2 separate regions of the Homo sapiens genome follow, and region 2 is linked to region 1. A link is an interaction called in ENCODE POLR2A ChIA-PET data of the cell type or tissue named here. Cell type or tissue: Caco-2. All regions are shown on one strand. Links, peaks and the distances in the headings refer to the core of each region. The heading gives the core; the rest is flanking DNA.

The links. Peaks named below come from ENCODE experiments on the same cell type or tissue, not always from the same donor. Only the 100,000 strongest peaks of a DNase experiment are listed, where the experiment ranks them.
Region 2: POLR2A ChIA-PET joins it to region 1 with 19 read pairs; 7 of 35 experiments call an interaction of 5 or more read pairs at or near these places.

The regions. Positions count from the first base shown.
Region 1 is chr22:42,884,628-42,891,218 of GRCh38, forward strand. PACSIN2 (protein kinase C and casein kinase substrate in neurons 2) reads right to left here. Exons shown (of 11, transcript NM_001184970.3): 4 at 6,320-6,555; 5 at 4,016-4,171. Among named protein-coding and RNA genes, the nearest start is that of ARFGAP3, 31 kb to the left of the region's middle. RefSeq lists an enhancer at 5,159-5,218. In Caco-2, for the core only: no CTCF peak of the experiment used is centred there; a DNase peak (open chromatin) is centred at 3,073.
Region 2 is chr22:43,001,069-43,007,659 of GRCh38, forward strand. The region is part of intron 1 of PACSIN2 (protein kinase C and casein kinase substrate in neurons 2); the gene reads right to left. Among named protein-coding and RNA genes, the nearest start is that of PACSIN2, 11 kb to the right of the region's middle. RefSeq lists enhancers at 499-678, 6,587-6,591 and a silencer at 3,373-3,472. In Caco-2, for the core only: no CTCF peak of the experiment used is centred there; DNase peaks (open chromatin) are centred at 2,813 and 3,393.

The DNA of each region.
Region 1 (6,591 bases), core at 670-5,669:
GGAGTGTCTCAGGCCTTCCCAGATTCCAAATGCAAAGAAAAAACAGGAGCTCTGGATTCTGACAGACTTCAAGTTCAAGTCCCAGTTCCTCCACTCCTGCAAGGTGAATCACACTCCTGCCATCTGCCCTGTCTCTCAGCTGGAGCAAGGCCCAGACAGGTAGATGCCGGCAAAGGGCAGTCTCCCCAGAACTCAGTGTGTATGGTCTTGAGCGTGCCACACGCCCATGTCCTCTTCTCCCTGTGGGGAAGGGCTGTGCCTGGCTACCCTCAAGCCTCAGATCTGGCCCACAGCAAAGGTGGGGCTGGGGCTGAATCCTGCAGCTCTCTTGGAGCCTCACTGTCCTTTATCAGATGAGGACATCTCTCCTTCACAGTGTTCTGATATGTACATGATGGGGTGCAGGAAGAAGGCATTCAAAAAAAGTCCTCCTTCTCTTGTCTTTCAGCCCACTCCATCCCCCTCACACAGCTGCTCCCTCCCAGATTGTCCCAAGAAGGGGTTTTACAAGGCAGGAAATGTTAAAAAGCAGGTGTGGCCTATCTCAAGAATATCCAGGGGCAGCTAGAAAACGTGTGAAATTCCTAAGACATGGCTAAAGTGGGCACATTCATCTGGTGGGGATGTGCCTCGAGGTCAATGACCTCACACTGGTACACACTTCCCCGCACCCCCTCATCTCAGCATGCAGGGCCACCAGTTTGGTGGCCAGGTGGTTTTGTTAGTTGGTGGGATCATGGTCGTGTTGTCCCCCTGGGGTGGGTGAGAGATAGCAGGGCTGGGGCCACCTATTTATTGCAATTCTTTCTACTATGGGGGTAGTCACGGGCTCCACTCAGGTCTAAGCTTTGCTGTCCCTAACAACATGTGCAGGGCCTTCTGAGGAAGGATGGAGCGCTTCCCGAGACACTGCAGGCCTATCGGGCACCCTCTCTGCCCCCAGCTGGGACTGAGTCTACCCTGCCCATGCGGCTCCCCTCCCAGATGCTCTCCTCTGACTCACGTGGCTCAGAGCCCTGGGAGACTCTGCTTCAGGCTCCAAAGCAACTCCTCTTCTTGAAGCCTTCCCCAGCCTCGTGAGACCAGGTTCCACCCCGCCCTCTAGGGCCCTGACTCCTGCCCCTTTCTCCTCTCCTGGTATCCGGGTCCTTGCTCTGCTTCTCAGCCTCCTAAGATGGCTGGGCTTGGGTCCTCTGTGCCAGGAAAAGGCCACCCCTGCCAGGGCTGGGGCATGCCCAGCAGAGAAAGAGCTCCACAGCGCTGTGGCTATTCCCCTATTCCCCACAGCCATCCACACTGCCCGTGCCCACTACCTGGCAGCCCTGCATGGGAGCCTAGCTCAGAAGCCCAAGACACATAGCTGTGGGTTCAGCGCCCAGCATCTGGAGGATACTGCTGAAGTGACACAGAGCAGCCCCATCTCAGGAGCCTTCAAGACACAATAGCCTCCCGGGAGCTCTCAGGGTACTCAGTGGCAACAAGATGCTCCACCTCTGGGCTGCCCCTGCCCTCAGCCTGTGCCGACCCTGCTAGCCCCAAGTCCTGCCCCCAGCACAGGCCAGGTACTCAGCAGGGTCATCACTGTTCTGGAAATCCCCTTGCAGGGCATAGAAAGTTCTCAGCGAACACCCATGGAGTAAAACAAGAGGCGGCCTTCACCCTTAGGTGGATTGTAATATTTTAGCACTAAATGCAAAAAGTTCTTTTATGATGGATGCTACAAGATGTAGTTGATGGCTGATAAGAAACATGAAAGTACATGTGCAACCAGTCAGCAATGGTATGTATGTAGGTAGGTAGGTAGGTAGGTAGGTAGGTAGGTAGGTATGTATGTACCTACCTACTTACCTACTTTAGAGATGAGGTCTCACTCTGTCACCCAGGCTGGAGTGCAGTGGTGTGACCACAGCTTGCAGCAGCCTTGAACTCCTGGGCTCAAGCAATCCTCCCGCCTCAGCCTCCAAAGTAGCTGGGACTACAGGCACGTGCTACCACACCCAACTAAGTTTTTAAATTTTTTGTAGAGATGAGGTCTCACTATGTTTCCCAGGCTGTGTGCTGGATTTTGGAAACTGCGTCAAGAAGGGTGGTGGGGAGGGACTGGCCTCCTCTCCAGAGCTCTAGGCACACAAGGACCTCTCATATCCTGCAGTCACTGGCCAGACCAAAGAGGCAGGGAGGGTCCCAGGAGGGAACCCACTACAAACTGTCCCAGTCATCCTGCCAGGCGCTTATGTCCAACCTCGAGCCCTGGGCCTGTTCTGCAAAAGCCTGAGTTGATGTTCTGGGTGGCTGTCAAACATGAAAGGCCTCTTCCTCTCCATCTCTGTCTCCCTTTCTCTCACACAGGCACGCCCCCGCCCAACATGGAGAAGCCCCATCTTTCCTCTAGGCACCTTTTTGGGCACCTGATTCCCTGGGATTCTGGCAAAGGCCCGAGAGTTCTCCCGGACCTTGTGCTTCTTGAGCCCAGGTGCCTCCCACTCAGTAGTTGGTTCCAGGCTCCTCACCTGATCCCACCGTGGAGGCACCTGGGCTGCTTCAAAAGCCCAGATTCCTGGCTCCAGCAATGGGAGTGAGAGGGGTTTCCCAGAGGATTCTGACACTTGGTCTGAGTGACGAACTCTCGTGTAGATGACGTGTTCCCCTTGCTACACCGACGGCATAGCAGTGAGGAACAGTGGAGAAAGGGCATATGTATGGGCTTGAGGTCAGAAGTTCCTGCTCTCACCTGCTGGATGGCACGTGACTTAACCTCTCTGATCTTGGTTTCCTCATTCACAAAACAGGGATGCCACCACCTAACTGACAGGGGCCAGGAAAGGCTGGTGGGTAGTGAAACCAGCTTAGGCCTCTTGCCTCCCCTCTGCCCATGTCCTCTTCCTGGAGTGCAGCCTCTCTCTACCTCATTCCGTCTCTCTCTGCAAATCCTGGTTGGGAATCTCCTCTCCAAACACCGAGGCAGGGCAGGCCCTCGGCAATCACACCCCCCAGCCCTCACCCCTCATGGCTGACCAAAGGAGGGGAGGTGGGGCCGAGGGCTGAGCCCCTCCCTTCCTGTGAACTTTTAAATCACAAGACGATGACGCTGTCTGGTTTTAAGTCCTGTGACTCCAGGACCTTCCAGGCAGAATCACTTATCTACACCTGCGGAGCATGTAATAGTTTACACAATGATTTCTCATTAACCCATGGGGCAGAAAATCTCCGCTTCACAACAGAAATGGAAGGGCACCCATGATGCCACAGTGCCTGGTCACGGTCTCTCCTTGGCCAAAGACCACCCTTCTGCCACCCCTGGCTCCACAGCCTCTGCCTCACTTTCGGGGCCTGTCACTGTGGAGACTGCAGGGCCCCTCCATCCTCCCTCCCACCTGGCTCCCCCAGACAAGCGCTCCCAGCCTGCAGTCCCTCCCCCAGGTCTCTGCCCCCAGCCCCTCTCCCTACACAAGCAGAGCAATCCTTCTAAACCATCTCACCCTCCTCACCTCCTCCCTGATCCCACCCAGGCTCAGGCCTTCCTGAGTGGCTCCTGGTCAGCAGCATCCTAAGCTCCTTACTCAGCCTGGCTGTCCAGGCCACTGGTGATTTGGTCCTCATAACCCTCCATACCAGCTCACACCACACCCATTCACACCCACCACTGGCCACAACCATTCACACCTGCCACCAGCCACACCCATTCACACCCACCACTGGCGACGCCCATGTTGGCACAAGCAGCTCCCTGCAGCAATCCCAGCTGTCCTTGTGTCTCTGAGCACCAAGAGCTGTCTCTTACCCCTGGCTTGCCCAGAGCCTGGCTCTGTCCCTTGACTGAGCAGGTACAGTGGCTATGGTGAGGCGAGGTGCTAGGGCACTCACCTGTGGCCTTCTTGAGGACAGGGGTGTGTTTTATTGGTTATTTATCCCTCTATCCACCCATTCACCCAAGCAGTTACAGAAGGCTATATGCCAGACACGTCAACAACTGACACGGTGACACTCGACGTGTAAAAACAAGTGTACAGTTTACCTTAAGAACATCTTGCTTGCACTTTTCTATTTTGTCTTGCAATTTCTTGAGCTGTTCAGGGTTGAGGGATGGGTCTGCCTTGCTGTTGGCTTCTCGTGAGATAGCCAGCTTCTCCTCTTTGCACGCTGCATGGTGGGCTTTCTTTGCTGCTTCTACCTACAGGGAGAATGAGTTCCTGAATGCCATGTCACTGGGAGTTCAGGATCCTCACTAGAAGTCACACAGACCATGGGAATGCTTGTGCTACCAAGAGGGGAGAAAAAGGCAGGTACAAAATTGTATGTATACTATCATAGCAACCAGTCACAACAGGAACGCACTCAACACATATTCATGGAGTACTTGCTTGTCCTGTGCATGGTTCGAGGCACCAGGAACACAGCAAGAAACACAAGGTCTTTGTGAAGCTTTCATTTGAGTTGCAGGAGGCAGATACAGTATAGGAAAAGTTACATGCCAGAGTCAATTAGAGGGCATTAAGTGTAGGGGAGGACAACTGAGACGGAGCATGGGGTGGGTGGAGAAAGCCACTGAGATGACATGGAACACGCACATGGAGCACGCACATGGAACACGCACATGGAGGGGTTATGGGCATCCCAGGAAGACCATGCCAGGCCGCAGGATCGGCAAATACAAAGAAAGTTCCAAGGAGGAACCCAGCATGAGAGAGAGGACCATACTAGGGGGCAGGGCCATCAGCCACATTTCCTCTGGTTTTAATGGTTTTTACACACACACACACACACACACACACTCTTAACAGATCCTTCCTTATTTGAGCCAAAGCCACAAATTTCATTCTAGAGGGAAGGAGGAGTTTATTAGCAAAGGCCTCATGAGACACAGACAGTTTCATTATGAATGGGGCCAGGGACAAAACAGAAGAGAAAGGAGATGTGACAAAAGCTAAGACACAGAGAAAAGGAGACACAGAGAAAACCATCCGGAAGGACAGAGGCATGTTCTGGATGATTCTGAGGCGGAGGAAGGCAGCGCAAGGCCAGAGAACATCTGGGTGTTGGGGGTGGCACATCTACCGTCTACTCCATTCCAGCTAGGAATGGGGGGCGAGGCTGCAGGCAGGGGCGGGGCACACAAGCTGAGGGCTGGGGTGGACAGATGACAGCCTCCAACTAGCCAAGGCTCGACAAAACTCAATGGCTTTGGTTGCTACTTTTAGAAAAACAGGTATCAATGTTTGAAATTTTGGGATAAAAACCTATGCAAGAGAAAGAAAAATGTAAACTAGTTCTTTCTATCGTCAAAGGGACTTGAAAAAAAAATAAAGTGAAAGCAAGTTTATTGAGAAAGTAAAGGAATAAAGAAAGGCTACTGCACACGCAGAGCAGCCAAAGGGACTTTTTTTTTTTTTTTTGAGACAGAGTCTCCCTCTGTCACCAGGCTGGAGTGCAGTGGCGTGATCTCAGCTCACTGCAACTTCCACCTCCTGGGTTCAAGTGATTCTCCTCCCTCAGCCTCCTGAGTAGCTGGAACTACAGGTGCCCGCCACCACGCCCTGCTAATTTTTGTACTTTTAGTAGAGATGGGGTTTCATCATGTTGGCCAGGATGGTCTCAATCTCCTGACCTCGTGATCCGCCTGCCTCAGCCTCCCAAAGTGCTGGGATTACAGGCGTGAGCCACCGCGCCCGGCAAGGACTTTTAAGTCTCCAGCAGACACTTCCCCAGGGTTGGGAGAAGTACTGTTAGTGGTTAAGAGCTTGGGCTTTGAGCTCTACCACCAATGTATGGTTCTGATCCTCAGTTACCAAATCTGTAAAATGTGTTGGTAGGATCAAATTTAAAGAATGCCCTGTAATTCCAGCACTTTGGGAGGCCAAGGTGGGTGGATCACCTGAGGTCAAGAGTTCGAGACCAGCCTGGCCAACATGGTGAAACCCCGTCTCTACTAAAAATACAAAAATTAGCAGGGTGTGGTGGCATGTGCCGGTAGTCCCAGCTACTCGGAGGGCTGAGGCAGAATTGCTTGAACCCAGGAGGCACAGGTTGCAGTGAGCTGAGATTGCACCACTGCACTCCAGCCTGGGAGAGAGAGTGAGACTTTGTCTCAAAAAATAAAAATAAAAAATTTAAAGAATGCACATAGAGCATTCAGCATCTTCAACCTGGGTAAATGTCAACTACCATGGGCTTCTAGCCTGAGGAGTGGCTTCATCTCTACCAGGTCTGGCCTCCTGTGCCTACAGCCAGTGGCAGGAAGTCCTAGGTGCAGGAGGTGGTGCTGCTAGTGGGGTGCCAGGCAGAGCAAGGCCGGGCAGGGAAGCCTGCAGGACAGATGTACCTCTTTCAGCTTCTTGGCCCAGGGCTTCTGTGCCTTCCGAAAGCCGTCCTCAGCTTCCTTGGTCTCCTTGAAGCCGCCCATCATCTGCTTGTGAAAGGCTTCCTTCTGCCAGTTCTTGATCTTCTCGAAGTCATCGTTCATCAGTGAGGCCTTCACCTCGAGGTGCAGCTCGCTCACCCTCTCTGCCTCGGACATGAAGGCCATCCAGGCCTTCTCCACGGTCCCGTACTGGGGCCCTGTGCAGGGGAGAGAAGCTGCGGGTCACTCAGCGC
Region 2 (6,591 bases), core at 512-5,511, 120 kb after region 1:
GGAATCACGTCTTGTGTTACCAAAAATCCAGTCTCGAAATAAATCAGCCCTATCAGTGCATGCCATGCCATGCCATACCACCCACCCAAGTCTAGGGCAGCTGAGCAGGGATTTCTCAGGGAAATAAAATGGGAAGCTCCAAACGACAAAGGGGAGCTAAGAGCATATGGTTCTGGGCTTGGGAGTAACCGCCAGCTTAGCTGAAAAGCTCTAAGGATGACCAGAGGCTTCCATGAAGCCCCTGCCAGAACCTTCACCACACACACAACCAACAGCTCAGCCAGTTGCCAAGGCAACAGCAACCTAGACATGTTTAGGCATCTGTAGAAACCAGAGCAAAGTACAATTTCCACACTTGTGATAAAAATGCAGCCCCCAAAGCATCAAGCAAAGCATCACTCTAAAATTTTGTTTTACTGACAGAAGAAGCAGGACTGGGAGGGGAAGCAGGAAGCTGGGCAGCGCCTGGCAGAGCCAGTGCAGTCAGACGAGCCCTGAAGTGTGGGCACAAAAACCTGCCTGTGCTTGGGAAGCAAGACACTTGTATGCCTGTGCTGTTTGTGGCTGTTTCCTCTTATGTCTACCTTCCTGGGTAGTCAAGTCTCTTCATTTTGTTGTGAACATCAGCTTTTCTTAGCTGGGATAAGAGGAACCAAGAAAAGTAAGCTTTTGCCCACAGTAAGGCAAGAGAACTAAAAGGGAAACAGCCCCTGTGGGGAGAGGGTAGACATGGTGGAGGCATCGCAGGAATTCTAGGGAGGGGACCCAGGGGTAAGCACTAAGGTCAGCTGGCCTGACCACTGCTCCCCACCTGGAGCCCCTCTCTGTCCCTGCTAAGCACCTTGTCCTTTGCAGACCCTGGCAAATGAGCCACCAGGAAAACAGGACACCACTCAGTCTGAGAGTGAATACCTAAGGGACAGTGGAGGGTAGGAAAGTCAGTCCATGGGGAGGGGACATGGTGACAAGTTCCACAGCAGACCAGAACAGAAAAACAAACAAGCAAACAAGGCAAGCAAGCACCAGTGCTATAAACTTCCCAGGTTCCCTTTGAGATGCTTGTCTCTGGAGATGAACAGAGCCAGGAACCCCCATGAGAGCAGCATCTAGAAGCTAGAGATGAACTCTAAAGGACCACACGACCCCCAGGCTGCCTGGCAGAAAGAACCCTGCAGAGTCTTTCCAATATGCATCCCTTAAGTGAGGAAAAGAAAGCTAGAGAAGGTCTGTGAGATACCTACCGCGATGGCTGAGCTGATGCAGGAATGTGGCCATAAGCACTCACAACCTTGGGAACGTGGAACATTAGCTCCAAGGATTAATCATCAAGTAGTAAGGATTTTCTAAAACAGCGTTCCTTGCTCATCAAAGTATGGCAACCAATTCAAGTAAAATGATATCCAGAAACTTAGGAAGGAAATGTGACTCATTTAAGAAACCCTCACAGAACTTTCTTATCTCACAGATACTTGGAAGTTCTAAAGGCCAAGGCAGGCACTTTAAAGAGAAAGAATCCCCATTTTTTCACCCAAAAAATCAGAAAAATACACTTACAAGCAGCAAGACAGGCTTTCAAAACACTCTTAAGGTGTTCATACCCTTTAATACAAGATTTCTATTCTCGGGAATTTATCCCCAGGAACTAATTACACAGATGAAAAAGGATGAAATTATAAACTGCAAATTCATCTACATTAGCAAAAAAGTGGAAATAACCTAAAATGTCCAGCACTAGGGAATGTTTTAATCTCATTACGTCAACAGGATAATATAACCATTAATAATCTTTTTGAAGATGAAGGTAAAACATGGAAAATACTTGAGAAAATATTTAAGTGAATCTGAATAATACAATTATAACAATGTCAGTTATTGAAAAGGAAACAGCGAGGTCAGTTCAAGCTCCAGATCTCTCCCATCTACAAACTGGATGGCCTTGAACTAGGCACCTGATCTCACTACCTACAGCTTCCTCACATTCAAACTAACAACCTCGAAGTGTTGCCTTGAGGCAGGACAGAGACAACGTACCTCTCTTGCCTCTTCTGAAGCTTGGTACAAAGTTGGCAGGGAATAGGTTACTTGATCAAGATACACAAAAACCACTTTGTGCGTGGAAGGTAAACTACAAAGAGTTTTTTACTCAGAACATTGTTTTCTATGTTGAACCTTCAATTTTTAAAAGATTTAAAGAAAGCAAAAAAGAAGTCATTTGACACAAAAGTGATGATTATCCCAAGCATAAAAACAAATATCGGCTGGGCGCGGTGGCTCACGCCTGTAATCCCAGCACTTCGGGAGGCCAAGGCAGGCGGATCACGTCAGGAGATAGAGACCATCCTGGCTAACACGGTGAAACCCCGTCTCTACTAAAAATACAAAAAATTAGCTGGGCGTGGTGGCGGGCACCTGTAGTCCCAGCTACTTGGGAGGCTGAGGCAGGAGAATGGTGTGAACCCAGGAGGCGGAGCTTGCAGTGAGCCGAGATCGCGCCACTGCACTCCAGCCTGGGCGACAGAGCAAGACTCTGTCTCAAAATAAAACAAAACAAAACAAATATCTGCTCTAATATACCTGAGCAAATGCTCTTATGTGATATCACAACGTTGACAAAATGTGAAGACCTTTCGCAATTTTACAAAGTGCAGTCCTCTACAGAAACACAATTTCTTCTCCCTTGTCTACCTGCTCTTTAACAGCATAAGATGCCTTTTAAAATGCATCTGCCGAAGATGAGGCACTCCTAAGCCAGGGCCTCTGGAATCTTCCTCCTGTCCCACGTGGGATGCATCATGGGGTGGGTGTACCAGCGAGTCACCCACGGCCTTGACCGCACCCCAGCAGCTCTCCCTTTTGTGCCCTTATCTCCCTGCTGTGTAAATGGTTGTAAACTTTCAGATTATTGAAACCAAGTTAGTTACAGACATAGATGCCGTCTTAAGCAAAGGACACACATAATCTCCCTCATGTCTATGTTTCTCAGAGGTGGGGGAGAAAGATTAATTATCTTTTAAAGATGTTCACATCTGAGAGTGATTCACAACTTACTTATTCCAGCCAGCCAGAGGAGGTGAAATGAGTGTGGGCTTCGGTAGGCAGAGCACCAGCTCTGATGGTGACCCTCTGAAGGCCACTGAATCTCTCTGAGCTTAGGTTTACTGATGGATCAAGTGGAGAGAACACTATCTGGTTGCAAGAATTAAATGGGCAGGAATGTAAAGCTTCTTGAATGGTCCCTCAGAAACTTCAGAACATGGGGGCCTGTGCAGACAGCCCCTCACCACTGACTCTGCACCCCCCACGCACATCCTCCTTGGTGGCACATGCCCAGTCTCCTTATCTGATGACACATTTGCAGGAGCAAAGGTCGCAATTGCTTAATTAAAGCATCACCACGTGCGAGCTAAGTGGCGAGCAGGCAGCCAGCTCCAGCCAATCAGACAGCTACAGAACCCACTAATAGCGGGCTTGGACGTCTGTACAGGGAGCACTGCCTGCTCTGTGGTTCCTCTGAAGACCACAATTCATGATCTTGGCACGCTCGGTTGGCGACAACATAATTTAATATAATGAAAGACAAATGCAGTTTAAAACATGAAAATGCTCACAAACTACGGTTTGGGTATCACTTTACATTAAGAAGATTTCATTTCATTCAATAGGAAACTTCAGAATACACAGTTGATCCTATCTAAAGACCACCCTGCAGGTCCAGGCAGAGGCCCCGTCACAGGCCTCCCTGGGCGCTCTGGGCTTGGGCTCAGAGGCCCATATGGGGTCCTGGCAGGTGGCCTCAGGCAAAACCACTCACCCCTTTAGCTCTGACTCTCTTTCTCCTCTAAACAATGAAAAGGGAAACAAATCAACAAGGCTGTCCTGAAAACAAAATGAGGGCTATGGAAAGCTTCTTGGTAAAATGCAAATGCCTAGACAACCAAGCTCTTTTTATTTATACTTATTTTAATTACAAAGTTATTACTTAAACATTAATCTAAAAGTAAAAGGGCAATGGTACTGTGTGGAAAACAAGGAGAAACTTCCTATAATTCTAAAGCCTTAACTATCACTGCTGCGTGTTATCTTAATACAATTTCACACAGGTGAGCAGTGCTCACACCTTTATCATTTGCTTTCTAAGTCCTATTTCCCATCACCTAGGGATAAGCTATCATTACCAGTACTCCCTTCCAATCCTGAGTCACTACGTGTAGTCAAGCAACATCCCTTCACCCCAGGGTCAGGCTTTCTAGAATCCATCACATTAAACTCAGGCAGAGAATTACCAACCCAGAAGAGAGCAAGGCCTCTCTGCATGGCAAGGCTGCCCTCAAAACCCAGGGAGGATATGACCATCATCAGGCCCTTACCCCAACAAAAGGGCCAGGTGCCAACAGCAGCTTACAAAAGGTGGTGGGGAGAAAGACAGGCCCTGTAAGTGCCAGGATATGAGGGGAGTCCATGCAGGGCCAGGGCAGGAGGCCTCACCCACACCAATGACCTGCGACTACACCCGTGACCCCGAGTCACCAAGGAAAGGTCCAAAAAGTTCTGGAAGGATTTTTAAATAGAACTGGATAAAATCACTTTGGGCACTTTAAAGGTATAGTTTGCTGGCAAATTCACTTACGTAGACTGATAGGAGAGTGACTGAATGAGCACTGTGACCAGGCACACATGCTGGGCTCCTGGGGTCCATCACCTCATGCTGCCCCGCCAAAATCCTATGAGGAAGGGCTCTCAGTATCCTGGTGCAAAGGACTGCATGTATGGATCCCCTCAAAATTCATATGTTGAAATTCTACCCCTCAGTTTGATGGCATTAGGAAGTAGGGCCTTTGGAAGCTAATTAGGCAGGGCCCTCATGAATGGGACTAGTGTCCTTACAATTTTTTTTTTTTAGTTTTTGTTGAGATAGGGTCTCACTATGTTACCCAGGCTGGCCATGAACTCCTGGCATCAAGTGATCCTCCTGCCTCAGCCTCCAAAAGTGTTGAGATTACAGGCATAAGCCACTGCACTCAGCCACTCATGCCTTTATAAAAAGTACCTGAGAGCTCTCTCGCCTTCTTTCTGTCATGTGAAGCTATAAGAAGTCAGCAATCCGCAACATGAAAAAGGACCCTCCTCAGAACCCAACCATGCTGGTACCCTGATCTCAGACTTGCAGCCTACAGAACTGTAAGAAGGAAATTTCTGTTGTTTACAAGCCACCGCATCTTTGTTATAGCAGCCCCAACTGACTAAGACACTCAAGTTTTGGAGACATTGAAACATTTGGCCAAAAGCCGCACAGTCACCTAGTGATGGAGCTCGAACCCACACCCAAGGGCTGTATGACTCCAAAACCATGTTCCTAACCTCCAAAACCTTATTGCAAAATTACCTTTCTTCTGTAGGAACTAACAGTGAAAGTGACATATTAACCTCAAGGATCTGTAAGCATAAACCATATGGAAAGAGAAACAGCCAGGCACGGTGGCTCATGCCTGAAATCCCAGCACTTTGGGAGGCAGAGGCAGGCGGGCCGTTTGAGGTCAGGAGTTTGAGACCAGCCTGGCCAACATGGTAAAACCCCATCTCTACCAAAAATACAAAAATTAGCCCGGCATGATGGCGCATGCCTATAATCCCAGCTACTTGGGAGGCTGAGGCAGGAGACTCACTGGAACCTGGGAGGTGGAGGGTGCAGTGAGCCGAAATCGCACCATTGTACTCCAGCCTGGGCGACAAGAGCAAAATTCCGTCTCAAAAAAGAAAAAAGAAAGAGAAGCAGAACCCACACAGCTACTGCATTCTCAACCAAACACGTAAATGCAGGTTAAGAGAATGAGTCAAGGCTGAGGCCATTCCCACTCGAAAAGCCCTTCTCATTAGAGTGGAGCCACTGCTTCCTAGGAACACAGATGGCAATCCTTGAGACTCCCAGAGACAGAGGTGACCTTTGTGAAATTGAGTCACCTGAATCACCCCTCCCCCATCTGCATCCCTGACTTCTCAACTGACATCTTGCTTCTCTGAAGATCTTCATCCCGGTATTTTAAATACCCAGAAACTGCTCCCCAGTGAACTGTCCTCCAGGAGAATATAAGGCAGGTCATAACCTGGAGCCTTCCCTGCCCCTAGCAGCCCCTCTCACACACACCTCTTGTTCTTTTTTTTTTTTTTTTTGAGACAGTCTCGCTCTGTCACCCAGGCTGGAATGAAGTAGCACTATCCTGGCTCACTGCAATCTCTGCCCCCAGGTTCAAGCGATTCTCCTGCCTCAGCCTCCCGAGTACCTGGGTTCACAGTCACAAACCACCACGCCCAGCTAATTTTTGTACTTTTAGTAGAGACAGGGTTTTGCTATGTTGGCCAGGCTGGTCTCAAACTCCTGGCCTCAAGTGATCCGCCCACCTCAGCTTCCCAAAGTGTTGGGATTACAGGCGTGACCCCTCTCTCCCAGCCACTCCTTGTTCTTCAGAGCTCTGTAGCTCTGCCCAGAATGGTCCTTCACGTCAGCCCCACCTGGAGAGCACCTGTGGCTCTGGCACAATCCCTCCCAAGTCACTTCCCTGAAGGTCAGCTCTCTGTAGTGTCCTGAGGACAGTC